Regions from separate parts of the Homo sapiens genome. Here region 2 is linked to region 1. A link is an interaction called in ENCODE POLR2A ChIA-PET data of the cell type or tissue named here. Cell type or tissue: PC-9. All regions are shown on one strand. Links, peaks and the distances in the headings refer to the core of each region. The heading gives the core; the rest is flanking DNA. Region 1 holds the start of KRT81 (keratin 81). Region 2 holds the start of KRT75 (keratin 75).

Region 1 (11,016 bases), core at 1,038-9,037:
CAGACAATTTCTGGATTTCCTGGTCATGATCTGTGTCTAGATTTCCCACTCAGGAGTGGAGCAAGGGCTGGGTGGTGTCAGTGCCTGCTCCCTGGGGAGTTGAGTGACCCCCCCCCCCCAACCCAAGCAGATGAACAGAAGTGGAGGCTCAGTCCCTCACTATGAAACTAGGTGATCAGCAACCCACACAGGCAGAGTACTCAGGTTCAGATCACAGATGAGGTTTCTGGGGATGGTGCCAGGAAGAGGGTGTCACAGGCCATCTGGAAGGGAGCTCAGCTGTCCCAGCCCTTCCCCTGTGTCATCTGGAAGTCAGTGCACCCTACTCTCTCACCCTGGGGCTGCCCAAACCCCTCTGAGTTCAGCAGCAGTGGTCACATGCCCCCCTCCCCCAACTCCCTGATGTCTAGCTTGTGCCCCAGAGCAGCCTGGCCACACTTTTCCTTCACAAGCTCCCTCTATCTGAACTGTCAGCTGAGTCTGCATCTTGAGTGCCTGTGTGTGTGTGTCTGTGCATGTGTCTGTCTGTCTGTGTGTCTGTGTGCCTCGCCCATCAGACTGGGATCTCAGGCAGGCAGAGGTCTTTGTGCCTCTGACTCCATCCTTAGTGCCCGGCCCTGGCTGTGTAGGTGGTGGGGGTTCAGGAAGGGTGTGATCCAGGACACCCACCTTGTCGATGAAGGCCGCGAACCTGCTGTTGAGGGACTTGATCTGCTCCTTCTCCTCCTGCTTCACGCACTGCGCGTTGGGGTCGATCTCCAGGTTGAGGGGCGTGAGGAGGCTCTCGTTGACCGACACGGTGGTGATGCATGGGGGACTGGGCCCGCACACGCCCCCGGAGCGGTAGCCGAAGCTGCGTCCGCAGGAGCCGGCCCGAAAGCCTCCGCACACGCTGTGGCTGCCGAAGCCCCCGGTGAGGCCGCGGTAGCAGGAGATGCCACGGTAGGGGGCGGCGGTGATGCAGCAGCGGCCGGGCCGCGGCCCGCAGGCCGAGATGCAGCTGAAGGCGCGCCCACCAAATCCTGATCCGCAGGTCATGATCCTCCTGGACGTTTGGGTTGCAGAGGACAGGATAGGGGACCTGGAGTCCTGATGGAAACTCCAATGTGCTCCTCAGGGCACCGCAGCCCTATTTATGCGCAGATTCTGAAGGGGCTTGGCTGTGAAGATGATGTTGGGGCAATTTGCGCTTTATGGGCTTGGGTGGTTAGCCGGGTCTAACGCCTCTCCAGAATGTGCTTTAATGGGGGAGTGGCCTGCACCCTCTTCTTTGTAAAAGATGTCAGTCTTGGGCTCTGGGGGAGTCAGCATGTTTCATCTTCAAAGTGTCTTGCCAGCAGGGCATTCCTTCATCTGCAGGCATTGGGGAGGGAAGGGGAAGGCAGAGGAGAGGACGAGAAGGAGGAGTAGAGCCTGGCGAGGGGAAGAGAAGGGAGGCCAGGTGCTGGGAGAAACTGGGAGGAGGAGACCTGTGTGTTAAGTGTGATGTGGGGAGAGGGGTTTCAGGAAAGGCTGAGGCATTAATAAATACCATCTCTCATTTCCATCACAGCTGTGGCTAAAGTGCTCCTGAAACACAAATCTGGATTTCCCCATCTCCAGATTTTTCAGTTGGCAGCTGAAAACCATCTCACTTTTCCTACCATGGGAACAGTCAGCAGATTATTAAATATTTGTCTTTTATCTTTTTTATGATGAAAGCTTTCAAATATTGAGGAAAATTGGAATAATACAACACACATGCATTGATGCTCCACCTGTTTACCCCGATTCAACAGTTAACATTATACCATATTTGCTTTCACAGTTGCCCAATTATTTGAGTGGCAGAAAGCATGGCATGTCACCCTTAAATACATCAGCAGGAATTTCTTAAGAATAAGGAGAGTACTATTTTCTTATTCAGGAAAATTAACAATAATTCCAAAGCACCACTTACTATTCATCTCAGATTCAATTTTCCTAACTGTCCTAAGGATTTTAAAACTACATTTTACATAATTTAATTTGTGGCTCTAGCCCTTGTATTTTCTATAAATTAGAAAGTAAATCTTGAGCTGGGATGTCCAATTTGGTAGACAATAGGCAGATGTGGCTACTTAAATTTAAGTTAGTAAAAACTAAATAAGTTAAAAATCTAGTTATTCAGTTGCACTATCCACATTTTGAGTCCTCAGCAGCTACCTGTAAGTAGTGCCTACCTTATTAGACAGTGCATATAAAGAACACTTCTTTATTATTTATTTTTATTTTATTTATTGTTTATTTTCACATAAAATTCTGTTGGACAGCACTGGGCTAGAGGCTGGATTAGGTTTAAATTAAACATTGTTGGGACAGAATACTTCATAAAATATGCTGTGTAACTCTTATTATATCACCCCAGGAAGCATAAAATGTCAGATTGGTGATGCTAAATTGAATCACAGCTGGGCGCAGTGGCTCATACCTGTAATCCCAGCACTTTGGGAGTCTGAGGGGGGTGGATCACCTGAGGTCAGGAGTTCAAGACCAGCCTCAGTGGAGGAGTTTAAGACCAGAGATGGTGAAACCCCGTCTCTACTACAAATACAAAAATTAGCCCGTTATGGTGGCACGTGCCTGTATTCCCAGCTACATGGGAGGCTAAGGCAGGAGAATTGCTTGAACCCAGGAGATGGAGGTTGGATCACTTCAGTACATTTCCCCCTGTATTAGGAAAAACTGTATAGAGAATTAGAATTAGAAAGAACTGTGTAGAGAAACATGGATCTTAGTTTGATAAGAATATGTTTCTTTTTAATTGGTCACCTACTATGTGATCATCATTATATATCGTAAATGATCTCTAATTCTCACATCAATCATATGAAGTATGTGCCATTATCCCCATTTTACTGATGAGGAAACCAAGGGTCAGGGAGGTTAAATAACTTGCCCGAAGTCTCCCAGCTGGTAAGTGATGGAGCCAGGAGTTGCATTGCCTTCTCACTTATAAGCTGTGACAACCCCTTGACTTCCTAATCTTTGGATAAGTTCAAGAGGGTAGTGAAAGTTGTTTACAGGGGAGTATCTGTGAATTTAGGGTGTGAGAGAGTCCATCTAAGGAAGACGGGCAGAGTCAGAGTGGATTGGGATGGTTAGAACCATGAGGGGTCATTTAGGGACACACGGCGATGTGAGGCTACTTGGGGGCTGGGAAGGAGTATGAGTTAGATGTGCAGCACCCCGTGGCTAAGAATTGAAGGACGGGGTGGAAAACATCAGTTTTAGTTATTTGCATACCTCTGGTATATGGCAATACTTTGATAGACTGTACTATGTTCTACTTACCCAGTGAACCACCCCCCACTCCAATAGAGCAGGTCCTAGAAAAATTAGCTCGTAAAGTACAGAGGTTTGCATTAAATTGAGGAGAAGAAAAGAGAAGTGAAATGGCCTGGCTTATAGCCCCCTGGAGCTGCTATGCTTCAAGGGCAAAGGCAGGCAGAGTAGACTTAGGGAATGAGAACAGAAGCAGGATTGATGGGAAAAGAGAGGAGAGGAAAAAAATAGAAGAGAATAGGGCTCTCAGGGTATCTGTGCAAAACATTCAGAGTGTGGCCTTGTGCAGGACAAATGTGGGAGGTCACAGACTGTGTTGAGCTATCTGGTCACCCCAGAGAAGAGTATGGCACCTGCTGTCCCTTTGTGAGTTCAGGGCTGCTGGGCCAGCACTTCTGAAGCTCTTTGTACCCTCATCTGGAATTTGGGGCACTGCTCACAATTGAGCAGTGATGTCCCCAGTAAACCAGCGGTTGGGTGTCCTGAGGAGCACTGTGAGTCAAAGTACATCTCATCCACACTTCACCTTTTCTACCAGTATAACTCCTTATAAAAACAACATGTATAAACACAAGCTAATTACTAATGGCTGGTCCTTACTAAGCAATTTTAAAGATGTAAGAATATGAAAAATTCAAATGTGACACCATTTCATTAAACTTCAGGAATTAATTGCTGCTAATTTTTGAAGACCTAAAAGGACATTCAACTTGTTTTCTTCAGAGTGAAAAAACCTTGTCATGGGGAAGGGAGGAGGGGAGGGAAGGTGGCAGGGAGGAGGGGAGGGAAGATGGCAGAATCTCCACTCTATGGTCTTGGCTCTGGCAAGGTAAAGAGGATAGATTTTAACTTTGTGGAGATAACAATTATTTTTATTGTGAAATATTTCAACACAAAAAATGCATAGGTGGTTAGATCTGTAGCAATACCTACCACTTATAGGAAAAAATAGAACATGTGTGTATTTCAGGAGCTTCCTATGTACCTTGTTCTGATTGTACCCTACTCCTTCCTGGCCTAGGGTGACTCCTCTCTTGCATTTTGTGTTTAATTATTCCTTTGCTTTTCTTACAGTTTTAGAACCAATGCACCCATCTTGCAATGACATATTGTTTCTTTTTCCAGCTTTTGAACTTCACATAAATGGACTCATGTTGCATGGATCCTTGTGCATCTGGTTTCTTTCATTAAATGTTGCTTCCTGTAGCTGTCCTGTGTTCATTTTCACTGTGGATTGCACTCATTGCATGGCTATACCACAGTTTATTTGCCTTTCTACCTCGATAGCCACAAGGTTGTTTCCAGAGTTCTGTAGATTGAACAGAGCTGCTATGAACATCCTTTCTCATGTCTTCTGGTGCATTTATGCAAGAGTTTTTCTGGGGTATGTGGCTATTTTTTTTAAAGTTATGTCAGTAGTAGATGTTTCATGTAGAAAGCTATTTTATGACTATTCTTCCAAACTTAATAATAAAATCTTTTGATGTTCATCTTATACCACACTAGATACTATTTTAAGAGTCCAACATGCATTAACTCATTTAATTTTTACAGTTGCCCTCTGAGGTTGGTGTTATTATTCTCGTTTTATAGATGAGGACACTGAGGTCTAGGGAGGTTAAGGCTCAGGTTGCATGTTAGTAGCAGAACTGGAACCCAGAGCCTGTGTGTCTGATCCCAAAGGAAGGGATGCGTTTGTCCCATTGCACTCCCTTCTGTACACCATCGGCCATCAGTAATAAGTATCACACAGTAGCTGGTGTTTGTACATAACATAAAAACACAAACACTCATCTTGCCCCATGCCCTCTGCAGGGCCCTGCAGGTTGCTCTCAGGGTTCAGGGCCAGAGAGTATAGGAGAGCTCACCCTTGTTCTTGGCAAGCTTCCAGTATTAAGAGAAAAGCAGAGACACATACCCAGATAATGAACAAAAATGGAAACCCTGCAGCACATCAGTGTGTACAAATGTTTTCTTCGTGGATATATTCCAAGGGCTTGTCACATAGTAGGTGCTCAATAAATATTTTTTGAATGAATGAAAAGAATACCAGCTGCATATTAAGTGCTGAGTAATGGAGCCATCAAAGCTTGGTGGTTTATTGTGCAAAGCTTTGTGGTAGGATAGGGTGGGGACACATGAAGCAGATGATGTGGCTATTCCTGGGGGTGGGGGTGGAGAGGGGTGACCTTCCTTGCTGGGGCCTGAAGGATGAATGAAGTGAGTGAGATGTGTCCTTCAACCAAGCAAAGTCCTTGGCTTGGGCTATAAGGGGGTGGTGGGGAAAGTCAGCCAATGAGAACAAGGATCTTGAAGGCCTTGGGGCAGAGTAGAGACCAGGTGTCGGATTGGAGAAGGAAAGAGAGAAGCAAATCAGAGGAGATTTCTAGGAAAAGAGGGAGAAAGAAATACTTGGTCTTAGACTATTATTCTCAGGGTGACTTAGAAGAAGAGAAGGAGAGTGCTGCATGGGTGGAGAAGAAAATGAGGGAGAGATCTTAGGAGATAGTCAGGAAGAGGAGGAAACTGGAGGACAGTGGAGGAAAAATGGGAGAAGATCTGGGAAGTATGGTGGAAGGGTCACTCCAGGGATGAAAGAGCAGAGGAGGAGGAGGTGGATGGGGGAAGCAGCACAGCACCAAGGGAAAGTGTGTGTAGGCCCACTGGAAGAGGTGGGCACTGTAGTTCCAGATTTATAGTAATGAACCCTCACAGGGCAGGGACATGGGGCGAGGGAGGTGCAGGCACCCAGCTGGTTAGTGGGATGAATGTTACCAGGGTGGAGCTTTTGAGTCAGGCTCCAGCCCCACCCAGGCATCTTACAGGGGCCTTCTGGCCCTTTGTCCAGTGGGACTCCTCTCTGGTGAGTTCTGATGGATAATTGGCCAGCGTCCTGGGCTCTCTTGGCTGAGAAGGCAGGGCTCTGACTTGGGCTCTCCCCAATCACCCACCCAACTGGCCTGAGGTCAATTCCATTATCAACATCTCAACATCCCAGGTGTTGTGTAAGCAGCCACTCCACTACCTCTCAACTTCCTTCACTGGACCCTGGCCTGCACCTGCTTTCTATGAGTAGAAAGCATGAGCCAGCTGCAAGGTTAGTAAGGGCATGGCCCTCTGGAGACCTGTAAGCCCAGCATGCAGATGCTCCAGATGTAGAGCCTACAGGCTGCCTTCCAGCCCACAGCTGTGTAGCAGAGTCTCAGGGACGACACTGTCCCTGCTTATGAGGGCTGTGCCTCAACCGGCATTCTCCCTCTCTCTCCGCTGTCACAGTATCTCATGATCCTCTCCACTCCTGCAAGGGCCCACAGGATCACCTGTTGTCCACCCACTAGCCCTGTCTCATTGTCTGTCACTGTGTGAAATGCTTCCATGCACATCTTCTCATCAACACTGTCCTGCCCGCCTTTTGCCTAAAGCTTGTCCTCACCCTTTCCAGGGAGCCTTTCTTGCCTTTCCCATCAGACTAGCTGCAATTGCACATTGTCCCAGAAAGGACACTGTCAGCAGTCATTGCATGCCTCAGTATCTGACAGTATGTATGAAAAGTAGCCCTCTTTAGACTTCTGGCCTTTCTCATGAATTTGGATATGCTCTACCAGACTGGGAGCTCCAGAACCCATGTTTCCTTCCTCCTCTTAATGCCTCCTTCCCTCCAAAATTAAGACAGGATTGAGCATAGAGCTAGGAAATATCAGTCACAAAATCCCCGAGTCCCCCATCTGGAAAATGTTGTCTAGTCTAAGCGATCAACTATCTTGAGGAGTCTGCCTTATAATACCCTCCAGGGAGCAGAATGAACCGAAGGGAGCACTGAACAAGAACTTTCTAATGTTAAAACCACCTAATTTGCCCATTCTTTACAAGTGCCCCTTGAAATAAAGGTCCACTTGGGCTAAAAGAAGAGATTCTGATCTCCAGATCTGAAGGTCTTTTGGTTCACCTTGTCTCCACAAAAATGGTGGCCACTGCAGAATAAGAAGTGTCTTTCTTTTACTTAAAGCCTCCCTAAATGGAAGAGATAATGCAAGCTCCTTTAGAAAGTAATGACTACTTGTCTTCTGGCAAGTTCTTCCTCAACTCCAACTTCCATTTGTCCATCTGCAATGAAAGCTTGCCTTCTCTTGCTCTCATTGGAGCACCATTATACTTGGATGAATTATCAAGTCCATATCCCCCATCCTCAACCTCATGAAATCCTCTGGCTACTGACCAATCAGGAGGTTTTAGGATCAGGCAAAAATAAAGATGAGTGAGTGTGCCATCATTTAATTTATGACTGAGGATTTCTGATGGTCTGTTAAGTCCAAATAATAAATACACACTTATGAATTATTCACAGATTACAGAATTTTTAGATTATCCAAGCCTCTCTTCTCATCCAGTAGTATGGTTACCCAAGGATTGGTGGTGTGTTCCTTTGCCAAAGAGAAGAGATTCTCTTTGGACCTTCTCTGAGGCAATCAGGCTGGAGCAGAGATTGAAGGAGGGGCATGTGTTTTGGGGTTCTTTTCGAGGACAAATGGAGTAACCATGGCCAAACTTCTCAGATCCTCTGCCCCTTGGACTGGCTCCCACTGTAGAATATAGTAGATAACATTTATTGAGCATTTTCTATGTGCCAGCTGCTGTTAAACATTGTCCATGCATTATTTCATTTAATCCTTCTACAAGTTCTTTAAGATAAGGCGGTTAATGAAAACTGGACACAGATGGCTTAGGCATGTGGATGAGTATATCCCATCAATGCTGTTGATACGTCTGCAGCAGCAGCATCAGCAGCAACAACAACAACAACTAATATGATTACACACTTAGAGTGTGCCAGGCTTAGTTCTCAGTGATTTACATGGATTAACTCTTTTAATCTTTACAACTTTATGAGGTGGGTACTATTATTATCTTCATTTTAGAAATCATGAAATGAGGTACATAGAGGCTAAGTAATTGCCTGAGTTTACACAGCTAGAGAGTGGCAGAGCTAGAATTCGAAACGAGGCAGTTTGGAATCTGAGTCTGTGTGCTTAACTAATATGCCATGTATTCAAACTTTTTATTTATTTATTTATTTATTTTAATGTTTTCTTTTTATGGGTACATAATAGTTATACATGTTTATGGGCTACATAAGATATTTTGAGATAAGCATAAACTGTGTACTGATCAAATCAGAGTACTTGGAATATCCATCACCTCAAACATTTATTATTTCTTTGTGTTGGGATCATTCCAAGCCTACTCCTTTAGTTATTTTGAAATACACAATAAATGATTAACTATAGTCATTCTATTGTGCTACTGAACACTAGATCTCATTTCTGTTATCTAACTGTATTTTTGTACTCATTAACACGTCTTTATCTTCCCCTCCCCATTACCCTTCCCAGCCTCTGGTAACCATCATTCTACTCTCTATCTGATGAGATCAATTTTTTTAGCTCTCGCATATGTGTAAGAACATCTGAAATTTGTCTTTCTGTACCTCAATTATTTTCCCTAACATAATGTCCTCCAGTTCCATCCATGTTGTTGCAAATGACAGGATTTCATTCCTTTTTATGGCTGAATAATATTCCATTGTGTATCTGTAACATACTTTCTTTATTCATCCATTGATGGACACTTAGTTTGATTCCAAATCTTGGCTATTGTGAATAGCGCTGCAATAAACGTGGGAGTGCAGACATCTCTTTGATATAAGAATTTTCTTTCTTTTGGATGTATACCTAGTAGTGGGATTGCTGGATCACCTGGTGGTTCTATTTTTAGCTTTTGGAGGACACTCCATACTGTTTTCCATAGTGGCTGTAGTAACTTACATCCCACTAGCAGTGTACAAGTGTTCCCCTTTCTCCACATCCTTGCCAGCATCCATAATTTTTTTGTCTTTTTGATAAAAGTCATTTTAATTGGGTTGAGATGATAATCTTATTGTGGTATTGATTTGTATTTCTTTGATGATATGTTGAGCATTTTCAATATACCTGTTGGTCATGTATATGTCTTCTTTTGAGAAATGTCTATTCAGATCTTTTGCCCATTTTAAAATCAGATTATTTGGTTTACTTGCTATTGAGTTGTTTGAGTTCCTTATATATTGCAGCTACGAATTCCTTGTCAGTTGAATAGTTTGCAAATATTTCTTCCATTCTGTAGGTCATTTCTTCAACTTGTTGATTGTTTCCTTTGGTGTGCAGAAGTTCTTTTAGCTCGATGTGATCCCATTTGCCCATTTTTTGCTTTGGTTGCCTTTGGTTTTGAGGTCTCAATCAAGAAATCTTTGTCCAGGTCAATGCCCTAAGCATTTCCTCAATGTTTTCTTCTAGTAGTTTCATAGTCTGAGGTCTTATATTTAAGTCTTTAATCCATTTTAATTTGGTTTTTGTATACAGTGAGAAATAGATATTTCAACTTTTCTGCTGCAACTATAATAAGAAATAATTTTACATGGTGACTGAGTATGCACATACATATACATAGGCCATACAACTGAAACAAAAAGGGCATGTAACAAGTTATTCCCATGACATAAGGTGCAATCTGCTATTTTCTGGTCTATTCTACTCTATTTGATTTTCTCATAATCAATTTCATTAAAATAAAATTCTGGTTGGTTCAATTAGTGGGTCAGAACATGAATTCTGAATAAACACTGCCCCTGAGCCCACCGCTTCCTAATGATTGTAATGAAGCCCATCTGCTCTGTGCTCTGGAGTCCACTGAGCATGTACACATTTCTGTAACTCTAAGGCAGTAGTAGGAGGGAAAGCCTTAACCTATTTCCCAGGAGAGTCAAGTGCCTTCCCCTAGATCACACAGGGGTACTCAGGGCAGAGCCTTGGTTCCTACCCAGCCTTTGTGAGTTTAAGACCCACACTATTCACACTGGATGGATGGCACATACAAATATAGATCTGTTCTCTGGCACCTGCCAAGGGTACTGACAAACTTCTGTGCAGGAGTTTCAAGGAGTATAGTGCAGAAAGCAGCAGGGACTCAGGGGATGATGGCAGGGGCTGGATGCTCTCCTCATGTGGCTCTATTTGATCTCATATTCTGAGCCAGATACTGTATAGATGCATAACAGTGGTGCTCATCCCAGACCTTCTAGGCCCTGGAGGTTACACAGAGGCCTGAGAGGACATCCAGACATTCAATCCTTGTCTAGGGCCTTGTGGGAGGTAATTGTGCTTTCCTGGGGCCAGTGGGCTAGTGTGTGCTCCTGAGGCCGCATGGGACACTCTGAGGGAGGGAATGCCTCCTCTCAGCCGAGGCTGGCCAATATGACCTAATAAGGTGGCCTGAGGACTAGTCTACATGCTAGTTGAATGTGCAGGTGAGGACCTGTGAGTGTGTGTGTGTGTGTGAGATGGTGGGTAGAAAGGCCAGCATGTGAAAGCATTGTGTGTGTGAGTGTGTATGTGAAAGAGAGAGGGGGGGTTGTGAGTAGGAAGGCCAGCATGTGAGTGCATTGTGTGTGAGTTTGTGTGTGTATGTGTGTGTGCACCAGAGAGTGGGAGAGAGAGAGAGAAAAAAACATGTTGATAGGTATAGATAAGGGATTTGGGAGTAGGTGTGGAGGAACTGGGTCCCTGAGAAGGTGACTAAGTTAGAGATTCTGTAAACGTGGGTCTTTTGGGGTGCAGAAACAGGTCATCTAGTTCGGAGAAACCACCAAGCGCCCCCCAAGTTCCACATCAAGGGATTCCC
Region 2 (11,016 bases), core at 1,714-9,713, 140 kb after region 1:
TAGCTGTTTGTGTTTATCCCAGCCTTCCTCTTCCTGACATAAACTCCCTTGCTTGTTCTTGCCTGCCAGCTCCTTGTTCAGCCTTAAACCTCTCCCCACTCCTCAGCAATCTTTTGTCCCTCATGGCTTCCCAACTGTACAAAGCCCCCATGTCTTCCTGGAAGCTTTTTATTCATGCTATCTTTTCCCTTCCATGATTGTCCATTCACTTCATGGCCTCCCAGAGCTTGGGTTCTCTGTTTGCAGTTTATTTATTTGCAACCCTGTAACCCTGATTGGCATACAGCAGGAGCTCAGAAAATATATAGAGAATAAATAAGCCTTTTAGAAACTGCTTCATGACTGTGTCTCGGTTGTCCTGGTGTCTCACCCTGCTCCCACCCAGATCTTGAGGAATGTGGGGCCAGTGGATGTCCTGAGCTCCCAGCATTGGGCTGACCATGTATTAGTGTGTCTGGTTCGGTTTCCACATGCATTTCAAGCTAAGTTGTCATAGCATCAAAGACATGCCTGCTAAGTTGAAATAAACGAATGTGCTCACACGTTTCCTGAGGCTGAGTTAAGTGATAATGTGGAGCCTCAGAGAACACTAACCCTGGAACCTCTCATGGAGGTGTCCATGCTCACCTTGGTCTGGTACCAGGACTCAGCCTCGGCCCGGCTGCGGTTGGCAATGTCCTCGTATTGTGCTTTGACCTCGGCGATGATACTATCCAGGTCCAGGTTGCGGTTGTTGTCCATGGACAGCACCACGGATGTGTCACCGACCTGGGTCTGCAACTGGGACAGCTCCTGCAGGGCAGTAAACTCAGCATCACCAAGGCATAAGATGAAGAATCTTAAATCTTCGTGGTTAACTACCCATCTAGGTCAGGAATCCTTTCCTTGGTATTCCTGGCAGATTCTCCCAGCTATTCCCTAGGTATTCCCATTCATCCCAAAAGATCAGTGTGGTGAAAATCTTTCCCAGCCTTACTTCTCAAGGCTCCCATCTGTGTGCTTTCCCCAGGCATGAGGGTGGGTAAGCATCCTCTGAATTGGAATTACATAGATTTGAATGTGACACGTGTCTGTTCAGTATGCCAACATAAACGGCTTCTTTAAGAGCATTGGGGACATCTGGGACACTGCTTCCCCCTGCACAGTGTGACTCCATCACTTTCTACCTCTCTCTCCCTTTCCACAGACCCAGGTCTCTGCCTTTGGAGGGGTAGCGCCCAGAATGAGGCATCTTCAAAGGGTAGGAAGCCCCCTGACCAATGAGCTGAGGGACAGCTTGCCTTTTTTTTTTTTTAATACTTTTCAGGGAAGGGGAAGGGAGCAGGTATGTGTTGATTCCTTGGGAAATTACCCAGTGTCCTAGAATTTGGGAATCAGTACTCTCTCCTTGTTAGATGTTGTCCTGCCATGGGATAAGGGAGTTCGGGGGAGAAGCATCAGAGCTGGGGTAGTTTAGTATGACAAGGCTCCAAGTGGTTCTCCCTGGTCCCCCTACCACCCAAGCCCCAGCTTGAAGTATCCAAGCAAGATGCTGGGCAGAGGCACTGAATGAATGAATGGCACAATGCATCATCCTTTTCTTTCCAGGCTCCAGACCTAGGAGAGACAGAAATACTTGCAGACTCTTACTGCATCAAAGACTGAGTGGATGAAGTTGATCTCCTCGGGCAGAGATTTGACCTTGGCTTCCAGCTCCACCTTGTTCATATAGGCAGCATCTACGTCCTGGAATGACAGCGCAGGATGCTCCTTTGAGTCTGCAGCCCCAAGTATCTAGTCCAAAAGAAGCTGAGCAGATTTCTCCCCAGCCCATCTAGTTTGGATTTTAGAAAACTCTGGGTCTGGGTGATTTGGGGTTGGGGATGGGTAATTACGGAGAACTGGGGGCTTGAATTCCCTGAGCTCACAGAAACCCAAGTAGGGCTAATGGGGCCATCAACGTAGAGGGAACATGTTGGGAGGTTTGAACTCTGCAGATATTCTCAAGGTTGATGTGACATTTCTTGGGTGGCCCAAGGGTCAGAGGTCAGGTTACCCCACACTCCAGATTCCATTTTAAACCTTCTCCTTTGAGAGAAACATCCCCACTCACCTTTTTCAGGGCTACAAATTCATTCTCAGCAGCTGTGCGCTTGTTAATTTCATCTTCGTACCTATAAGGACAGAGCGGGGGGTGTGCTGTTGAGCAAGTCTGCATTGAACTCTTTCCAGGCTGGTGTAGCAAGAGTTAAGAGCCCTCAAATCATTTCCAGCTCTTCTGCTGACCTGGGCATGACTTTGGGTGATTCATTTAACCTCTATTTCTCCCTCCATAAAAGGGGGATAATTTCTTCTGCTAGTTTTTAATAAACTTTTCTAAGAGTAGAAGGTGAGCATGGAACTTAAAGGAATACAAAAATATACTTATGCAACTCCATCTTTTGATAGATATGCAATGCTAATCTAAAATGTTTTTCCACCTCAAGTGTCTACCGAAATCGTGGAGTAAACTTTATCTGTTCAGCAGGCTGTTTCGGGTAGATTTTGATATATTTTCACTGAACCTCAGGGTGGCCCCTGAGAAATATGCTTTTTGTAACTAGGGGTAGCTCAAGCTTAGAAATAAGGGCAAGCTGGCTAATGGGTTAGTCTGGACCAAATCCCTTTCCACTGGATACCTCACCTACTGCAGCCTGGATGATGTGCAGTCAAAAGTTTCCCCCCACAAGAAAAGTCAGATTGCCCTCCTTTAAACTCTTCCTTGTTACCTCTCTTCACTCTACAGTGAATGCCATCCTGGAAATGCAAACCATCTCAATAATTGAGCCCATGTCCAATGGAATTAAACAATATGCTGACTGTGAAATTACATTATGATTTCTAGAGTGAGTAGCAATATTTTGTCGGATGATGTTGATATCCCTTTGCAGTCATGTGAACAAATAGGAATAGGATCTTCATAGCAATACACAAGATGAAGGTCCTTGTGCTACCCCACACAGTGCTGTCTCCACCTTGCAGGATAAAGGCTGCAGTTCCAAAGCTCCCGGCTGATATCGGCATTTGCTCCTTTGCACCTCTCTGGTCCTCACACAAAGGAGCCTTCAGATGGCTGTGTGTGGCCAGAAGCCAGTCTCCCACTTACCTGACTTTGAAATCTTCCACAACATCCTGCATGTTCCTCAGTTCAGCTTCAAGCCTGCCCCTCTCGGTGGTGATGCTTTCCAGCTGCCGTCGGAGCTCACTGGTATAGGAATCAAAGAGGGGCTCTAGGTTCTGCCTCACAGTCCTGGAGCCCTGCTCCTGCAGGAGGGCCCACTTGGTCTCCAGGACCTTGTTCTGCTGCTCCAAGAACCTCACCTGGAGGGAAGAAGAGAGAATGAAACCTTGAGAAGTTGGAGAGGCAGAGTTAGACACTCCTATTAATAAGGGAGAGAAGAAAAAGATATTTTTTTCACTTGGCACCCATTGACAATAATGTAACTGACAACTCCAACCCAAAAGGAGGCAGTCCATGGAGCTACCGCAAAGTTCCCTAGGGCTTGCATAGGATTCGGGTGGTGGGGCCTAGAGGCTTCTGTTGGGGAGCTGCTCTTGGGTTAAGTTTCTCAACACCACCTACTCTGGGTTAGGGTAGTTTGCTGAGCAGCAACTCTCCTGTAGAGAATCAACAAAACTCTTCCCTTGGTGTTGACTGAACCAGCCCATGTGGCTCCGAAAGAGAGGAAATTTCTACCAGGTCCTGTGGGGCAAGCTGGCCTGACTTGGAAGGGTCTCAGCCCCTGGGAGCCCGTGCTGAACAGTGCTCATTCCCACAGTGGGGTCATTGCATTATTGCTCTCCCCCCATGGGATGGCCCTTCCAAGAGTTTATTTGATCCCAAACCCAAGGGGGTGGATGAAGCCCCTGCTTACCTTGTCGATGAAGGAGGCGAACTTATTGTTGAGGGTCTTGATCTGCTCGCGCTCCTCGGCCCGCACCCGCTGGATGGTGGGGTCGATTTGCAGGTGAAGAGGAGTCAGGAGACTCTGGTTGACAGTGACCTCTTGGATGCCTCCAGGGGGACACACGGGGAAGCTGGGGCCACTGAAGCCTCCTCCAACTCCACCCCCATAGCCAAATCCACTGTTGACTCCAAACCTGTTGCTGGCCCTGCCACCAAAGCCACTTCGGCAGCTGCTGCCACACCCATTGATGGAGACCCGCTTGGCACCCCCCAGGTTGTAGAGGCTGCGGCTTCCAAAGCTGGCCCCAGCACTGCTGATCCTTCCCAGGCCCCCACTCCCTGCTGCAGAGCGGGCCACAGAGACAGAGCTGAAGCGGGAGCGGCCAGCTGCCGGGGTGATGGCCGAGGTGGTGCTGAAGCCCCTGCGGCTGCCAGACTGGAAGGTGATGGAGGACTGCCGAGACATGGTGGGTGAGGAAGGCCGGCGAGAAGGCACCTGAGGTGGGCTGGTACAGGCAGTGGAGAAGACAGGTGGCTGGAGAGCCCTGGTCTCGTGGCTTTTATGAGCATCCTGTGGGGGCGGGGCACTGCTAGTGGAGAGGGCCTTCTGATGGCATTCCCTGGGCATCCGCCAACCCTGAGCTCACACTCGGCATCCCTCGGGAAATGGTGTAAGGGCCACTGGCTGGTTCCCTGGCACCCCCTCCCCACAACGTGCAAACTCCTTTCCAGTTGCAACTTGATCAGCATATGAGTAAGAAGCAAGTTAATTGCTTTCCGTCATGTGCTAATGATGCATCTTGTAAAGGACTCAGCAAACACTGCCTCATTTCTAAACCGCTTTCTTAGGCCTGGGACCAACTCCGTCCTGTCCAAACATCTTGTGTTAATACAAGCCACTACACTTCACTGTTTCCTTGGGGTGCTTCCTATTCCCTAAGCATTTTCTCAGCACCTACTGCCTGGTTCCCCAAGCCCCATCAAGCTGTCTTTCCAAACCTTGAAGGTCGCGCTCTGTAATCATCTTCCTTAGGAATCCACCCCATTTTGATTGCCCCTTTATTCTGCTCTTAAGCTTCCGTGTCTATTGTGTAGGTCACACATGGTTTTCTGGAGTGTATGTGTGCCTGTGCCCTGCCCACTGCAATATAATGTGACTCTCAAGGCCAGCCAGTGCTCTGTCTCCTGGGAAGAGAGGTTGTGAGAGGAGAAAGACTCGGGTTTGAATCTCAGACCTGCTCATAGTTGTGGGACCTTGAGCAAGCCATGAAACTTTTCTGTGCCTCAACTTTCATGTCTGTAAAATGGGGTTTGTAATGAATATTCACATGTGAAAACTTTCGCAATGCCCGGTATATGTAAGTGCTGAGTAAATGTCTATTGAGGCTCCCCTCTTTCTGATACAATCAAGTAATATTAAGGAAGTGCCAACCATGTCCATCCTGTGACTAGTCCTGTGGGAATTCAAAAGAAACACAATGCACATTATTTATCTTCAACAAGCTCATGGTCCTGTTGGGAAGATAAAACTGTACAAGATGGTGTACCATGAATCATCACCTCCAAGCTGCATTTGAGGCTGCCTATCCCAGAAGTCTCCCAGGCAGTTTCCTCCTCCTCCTGAGGACCAAGAATTCCTAGCTCTCCAGTCCTTCATCAAAAGAGCTCCAACAGCTGCACCTAGCAGAGGATTCGTTCCTTCCCTGTTTCTCCTGTTAACCTTGTAGACTGTGCCCTACATTCTATATTAGTCTACAAACCGCAAAGAAGACTTCAAGGCACCTCATCTCTCTGTTCTGCAACTCATTGCCCCATCTCTACCATGGGAAGAGTCAAACCAAAACATTGCTGAATCTTCTTTTTTTTTCTGCCTTGAGACAGGGTCTCACTCTGTCACCCAGGCTGGAGTGCAGCAGCTCAATCTCGGCTCACTGCAACCGCCACCTCCTGGGCTCAGGTGATCATCCCACCTCAGCTTCCTGAGTAGCTGGGACTACAGGCATGCTCCACCATGCCTCTCTAATTTTTTTACTATTTTGTAAAAACTGGGTGTCGACATTTTGCTCAGGCTAGTCTTGAACTCTTGAGCTCAAGTCATCCATCCTCTTTGGCCTCCCAAAGTACTGAGATTACGGGCTTAAGCCACCGCGCCTGGCCTGAATCTTCTTTTATCTTGCTGCCTGCTTTCTTCTTGCTGTGGTTTTGAAGCCTGGGAGAGTAAGAGAGGAATTAATCAGCATTCAGTCTCCATTTCGTGGATGAGGGCATTGAGCCCAGAATGGTTAACTAGTCAGACAGACCCACAAGAAGCAGAGCCAGATTCCATGGTCTTTCCACACAGGTGTCCTTTTAGGGGCACACTGGTAACCGACCATTTGGCAGATGTTCTCACCTGCCTGGAATGGCAGCTTGGCACTTGGAGCGGTAGTTCTTTGTTCTCTAAACTGTTTCCTCCTTGGGACTGAGGCCCGGGGGTAAGCCTCTCCCCCATCTAGAGATTATTTGGGAGTCTCAGTTTCCACAGGAAAGATATGAATCATAGCTTGTGTTGATACAGGCCAGGAAGAGCAGAGGAGTTCCTTCACCTGGTTCCGTTGCCAACCCCAGCCAGGGTGGTGCATGGTTCTCAAGTGGAAAGAATAATTATGTTTGTTTTCTGTACTCTTCATTGCATGATAATCTGGCCCCCAGAAGAAAGGACACTTGTTTCCTGAGCCATACTGAGCAAACGCTTGCAGAGCTTTCCACAAAACAAAGGTCTTGGAGGGTCCAGGCGTGGTGAGTGGCTGGGCCAGCATGCCCACGGGAAGGGAGGTCCCCAGCCTTCTCTCACCATGCTTCCCACGTGGGAAGCAGGCTCCAGGCTGCCTTCCCTCCCAGCCATTCCTTTCTTTCCCATGTCCCCTGCTGGAGCCCTCTTCCCAGGCACTTCATCTCATTCTGTTTCCATTCTGGTTTTTCTCAGCCATCACCTCTTGCCTGGGGCTGCTCATTTATTCTTTTCCTCCTTCCCCTCTAGTTTTTCCAGGACTGTTGTTTCTGAAGCTAGACGGTCTTACTCACAGGCTTTGCCGAGTTAGATTGAAATAGAAAGATCGTTCACCTCCCTTCCTCCTCCACTCCCTCTTCTGTGACCTTTGACCTGCACAGTGACCTTTATCCTGGTGGTCAATATCTAGAAGAGTGCCTGGGACACCTGGCTTCCCTGACAACTTGTGTCACCACCCTTTTAAAAATCTCAAAACTCAAGGATTGTTAACAACTTCTTCGCTTTCTGACATTTTTGTTTTGTTTTTAACCTCTTTGTAATTCTGCTTACAACTTATCCCTAAGAAGTCATCGAAGGTGAACTGGGCCCAGCACTACCCCTTAACGCTGTTTGCCTGGAATGCCTGTGTCTGGCATGCCCTTTGATGTCTTCGTTTTCTGGTGGTACGAGTGTTGGTCCACTTCTGAGGGTTGGGCGTTTTCCTCCCAGCTCTGACTAGCCTCCTAGCCACCCCAGATAGAATTGTGGCAGAAGTCTGTGTGATTCAGGCTGTCTAATTTAAAGAAGAACTACACATTCCTTTCTGTTCTCCAGTCTTTCTGCAGCCCTCTCCATCTCTGTGTTATTGGGTCTATCTGAGAGGAGTTTTCTTGAGTTTGGAGAAGTGCTGGATTCAGGGGCCATGGTTTGTGCTCTGGTGCGTGAGGCTGGGAGAGGAAAACTCTTCAATTTCCCTGTTCTCCGCCCATCCTGCTCAGGGTGATCTCTGTTATCCTGGGAGGAACACTAACGTCCTTCGCAGGTGGTGGATCCCAGGACATGGGGCCAGGTGGCGATCAGGGCTGTGGAGGAGGAGAGGAAGTGGGTGGGGGATGCCTCTTCCACAGATGAGGAGTGGGGAATGCCCCAGGGAGCTTTGGCTTCCAGCCAGGCCAGGGCCAGGGCGGGGCCACCAGGGCTAAAGACCATGGGGCAGCAGGGGTTACCTCCCTAGAGCAGGCTGGCCTGAATCATAGAACCAGGGGCCTGGGCGCAGCATCTGAGGACTTAGGCCACAGCCACCTGCCCCCGATTCCTCGACTGCTAGACTTCCCAGACTTCTCCTACTCTCTGTGGAGTCCTGGCTTTAGTGAGTAACTATTTATTAGCATCTATAATATGCCAGGCACTCGCTGTTCTAGCACAGGAGATACAGCAGTGAAGAAAGCAGCCACAACTCCCTTCCCTCCTGGAGTTTATATGGAAAGAGGAGGGGAGCAGAGGTGATTTGGAGGGGCAGACACAATCCGGGTCTCCCAGCTGACACTCCCAGGGGCCGAGTGTGGAGAAGGTAATTCTGTTGTGGACACTCCAGGGGCCGAGTGTGGAGAAGGTAATTCTGTTGTGGACACTCCAGGGGCCGAGTGTGGAGAAGGTAATTCTGTTGTGGACACTCCAGGGGCCGAGTGTGGAGAAGGTAATTCTGTTGTGATGGCACCTGAGACATGCTGGCCAGAAATGCTTTGCCGTCTTCACTATTTGTGCTGGGGTGGCCGCACTTCCTCAATGTTTGGTGTGTCTAATAGGCACTGCCCAGCCTGCCTCAGATCTTCCACCTTACAGCCCCCTTTGTGCCTGTAGTCAGAAGCAATAATTGCTCCCCAAAGGGCACTACAGGTGCCAGCTGATCTGAACAAACTGCCAAGGTGCAGGACTTTGGACATCTGCTTGCAAATGGCCACACTCACCTGATCCGCTCCTGCCCACTGCCAACTCAACAGCCACTTCACATGGGCCCAAATTTGATGGGCAGACGTAGAGCCTGTGCAGGTAGGCAGACAACCTCCCCTCTCAGTCCATTTCAGCAGGAAAGTGGTGTGCTGTTTTTATTCAAACTCAGGCTTAAGAAAGTGTGATGAAACTGTCCTGTCCCTCCGTAATCCAGCCCTTCAGACACACCCAACAGGTGTGCATGTACAAGGTAGACACACAGACACATATGTCTTCAGAACATTCACAAAACAGCAATCTGCAAGAGTGTGGTGCTGCCTGGGTGTGTCAGGATACAGAAGTGAAGGAGCAGAATTAGTCTTTAAAGCCTGGAGGAGCCCTAGAGATGAGGAAACTGGGGTCAGAGAGGAGAGAAGAACTGTCGAAGGCCACACAGCTGTTTGGTAGCTGGGCCAGAACTCCTGATCCCTTCTGCTGCCCCACATTAGCCCTGAGGCTTCTCCATGTTAGAGAGCACAGCAAGAAACCTCCCTGTTGCCTGAGAGGCACAGGTGGGGCCCTCCTCGAAGGAGGGTGTTGGTGAGATGCCAGCCTCTCAGGGGCCCTCCCAGGGCACCCTGACAGGAGACTGAAGAATTCCAGGTGTATCTTGGCCATTCATCTCCAACCTTTTTGTTTGTTTGTTTTTTGCTTTTTGTTCTTGTTTTTGAGACAGGGTCTGGAGTGCTGTGGCACAATTACGGCTCACTGCAGCCTCAACCTCCCGGGCTCAAGCTATCCTCCTACCTTGGCTTCCCAAAGTACTGGGACTACAAGTGTGAGCCACTGTGTTTGGCTTCTTCAGCCACTTTAATGGCCTCGTTTGTTCCCAGGGTTAGGATGCTTCCTCCACAAAGTCTCTCTGTGGCTTGTGCTGGGGAGAAGCTGCCACACAGGGAAACTGCAGGGAGGGAAAGTGGGAAGAAATGGGATGCTGCTCCAGCTCTTCCTCGGGGTAGGGACCCAGAGGCCCTCTCTGAACTGAGGAGCGCAGGACCTAGAAACCAGCCTGGTGAACACTGGCATGGAGTTCCAGCCTGTGGGTGCAGGCTCAGGGGCTGGTGATCCTGGCACGCCGCGGGATGCTGCTGAAACCTCCCCAGTGTCACAGGGTCTGGTGGTTGCTGTGGAGGCTTGGGGGTGTTTGTCACCTGATGGGAAGTCCGAGCTGAAAGCGGCAGCCTCACCCTCGTGCTGGGCTTGGCACTGCCTCAGTGTCTCTTGCACACTGAAAACTTGGACATTCTGAAAAGTCTTCCCTCTTTCTTGCTTGCCAGCCCCCTTTCCTCTCCCAGTTACATCTGAGAGACATAGCTGACCTGAGCCTTCAAACAAGCTGCCTTTGCTCAGCATTTATTCTTTCAAGAAGTATTGGCTGGGGACCTATGGCACGTGAAGCACTGGGATACAGCAGTGAGGGAGGCACAGTCCCAGCATGGTGACAAGGAAGTGAGTCATTAAGAGAGGTTGTCACTTTAGGGGTAGGTGCAGGGTGTGCACGGGGAGCTCATGATACCTGGGAGGCCATCACCCCATTGGTGGCCAGGCTGTGGCCATGCAGCCTGGTGGCCAGGCCTTTGCTGTTCACTGCAACTCCAAAAGAGCTCAGAAAGCACACATCATACAGATCCCATATTTCATGGATGAGGAGTGTGAGGCCCAGAGCCTGAGAGGAACCTTAGAGTAAAACTGCAATAGGACAGTTGTCTCCTGTCCCCCAGAACAGTGTTTGCCCCGTGCCACACTGATCTGTGTGCTGGAGCAGATGGTTAAGTGTTCTCCATGAGTTCCGCCCACTAGGGGCTTGGGCTGTGGGGAAGATAGAACCGACACATGTGAAGCAGACATCATGTAAAATGGTATATAACAGAATTTAAAAATATACGCCGGGCACAATGGCTCACGCTTGTAATTCTGGCACTTTGGGAGGCCGAGGTGGGCAGATCGATTGAGCCCGGGAGTTTGAGACCAACCTGGGCAACATGGCAAAACCCCATCTCTACAAAAAATACAAAAATTAGCTGGGCATGGTGGTGTGCGCCTGTAGTCCCAGCTACACAGGAGGCTGAAGTGGGAGGATGGCTTGAGCCCTGGGAGGTTGAAGCTGCAGTGAGTTGTGATTGTGCTACTGCACTCCGTCCTGGGTGATAGAGTGAAACCCTGTCTCAAAAATAAAAAAAAACAATGAAATTCAGACTGTGAGTGATGCAGTCTCTGGATGGGCCTTGAGGGCTTCAGAGGATCCTTGCTCTCCTGCTGGCTCCAGATGCCCCATCTCGGGCACACACAGTAGCATGGCGGGAAGCAGCGCTAAGCACAGGAGGTGAGGCTGAGGTAGCTGGTTGGGTCTAAA

Evidence for each region. Peaks named below come from ENCODE experiments on the same cell type or tissue, not always from the same donor. Only the 100,000 strongest peaks of a DNase experiment are listed, where the experiment ranks them.
Region 2: POLR2A ChIA-PET joins it to region 1 with 10 read pairs; 2 of 35 experiments call an interaction of 5 or more read pairs at or near these places.

The regions. Positions count from the first base shown.
Region 1 is chr12:52,290,428-52,301,443 of GRCh38, forward strand. The region is part of intron 2 of KRT86 (keratin 86); the gene reads left to right. It overlaps KRT81 (keratin 81), which reads right to left and starts at 1,107. Exons shown (of 9, transcript NM_002281.4): 1 at 670-1,107. The coding sequence starts at 1,038. In PC-9, for the core only: no CTCF peak of the experiment used is centred there; no DNase peak of the experiment used is centred there.
Region 2 is chr12:52,429,914-52,440,929 of GRCh38, forward strand. It overlaps KRT75 (keratin 75), which reads right to left and starts at 4,458. Exons shown (of 9, transcript NM_004693.3): 1 at 3,894-4,458; 2 at 3,125-3,339; 3 at 2,093-2,153; 4 at 1,630-1,725; 5 at 628-792. The coding sequence starts at 4,391. RefSeq lists an enhancer at 7,313-7,815. In PC-9, for the core only: no CTCF peak of the experiment used is centred there; DNase peaks (open chromatin) are centred at 5,408 and 6,348; H3K27ac peaks cover 2,850 bases.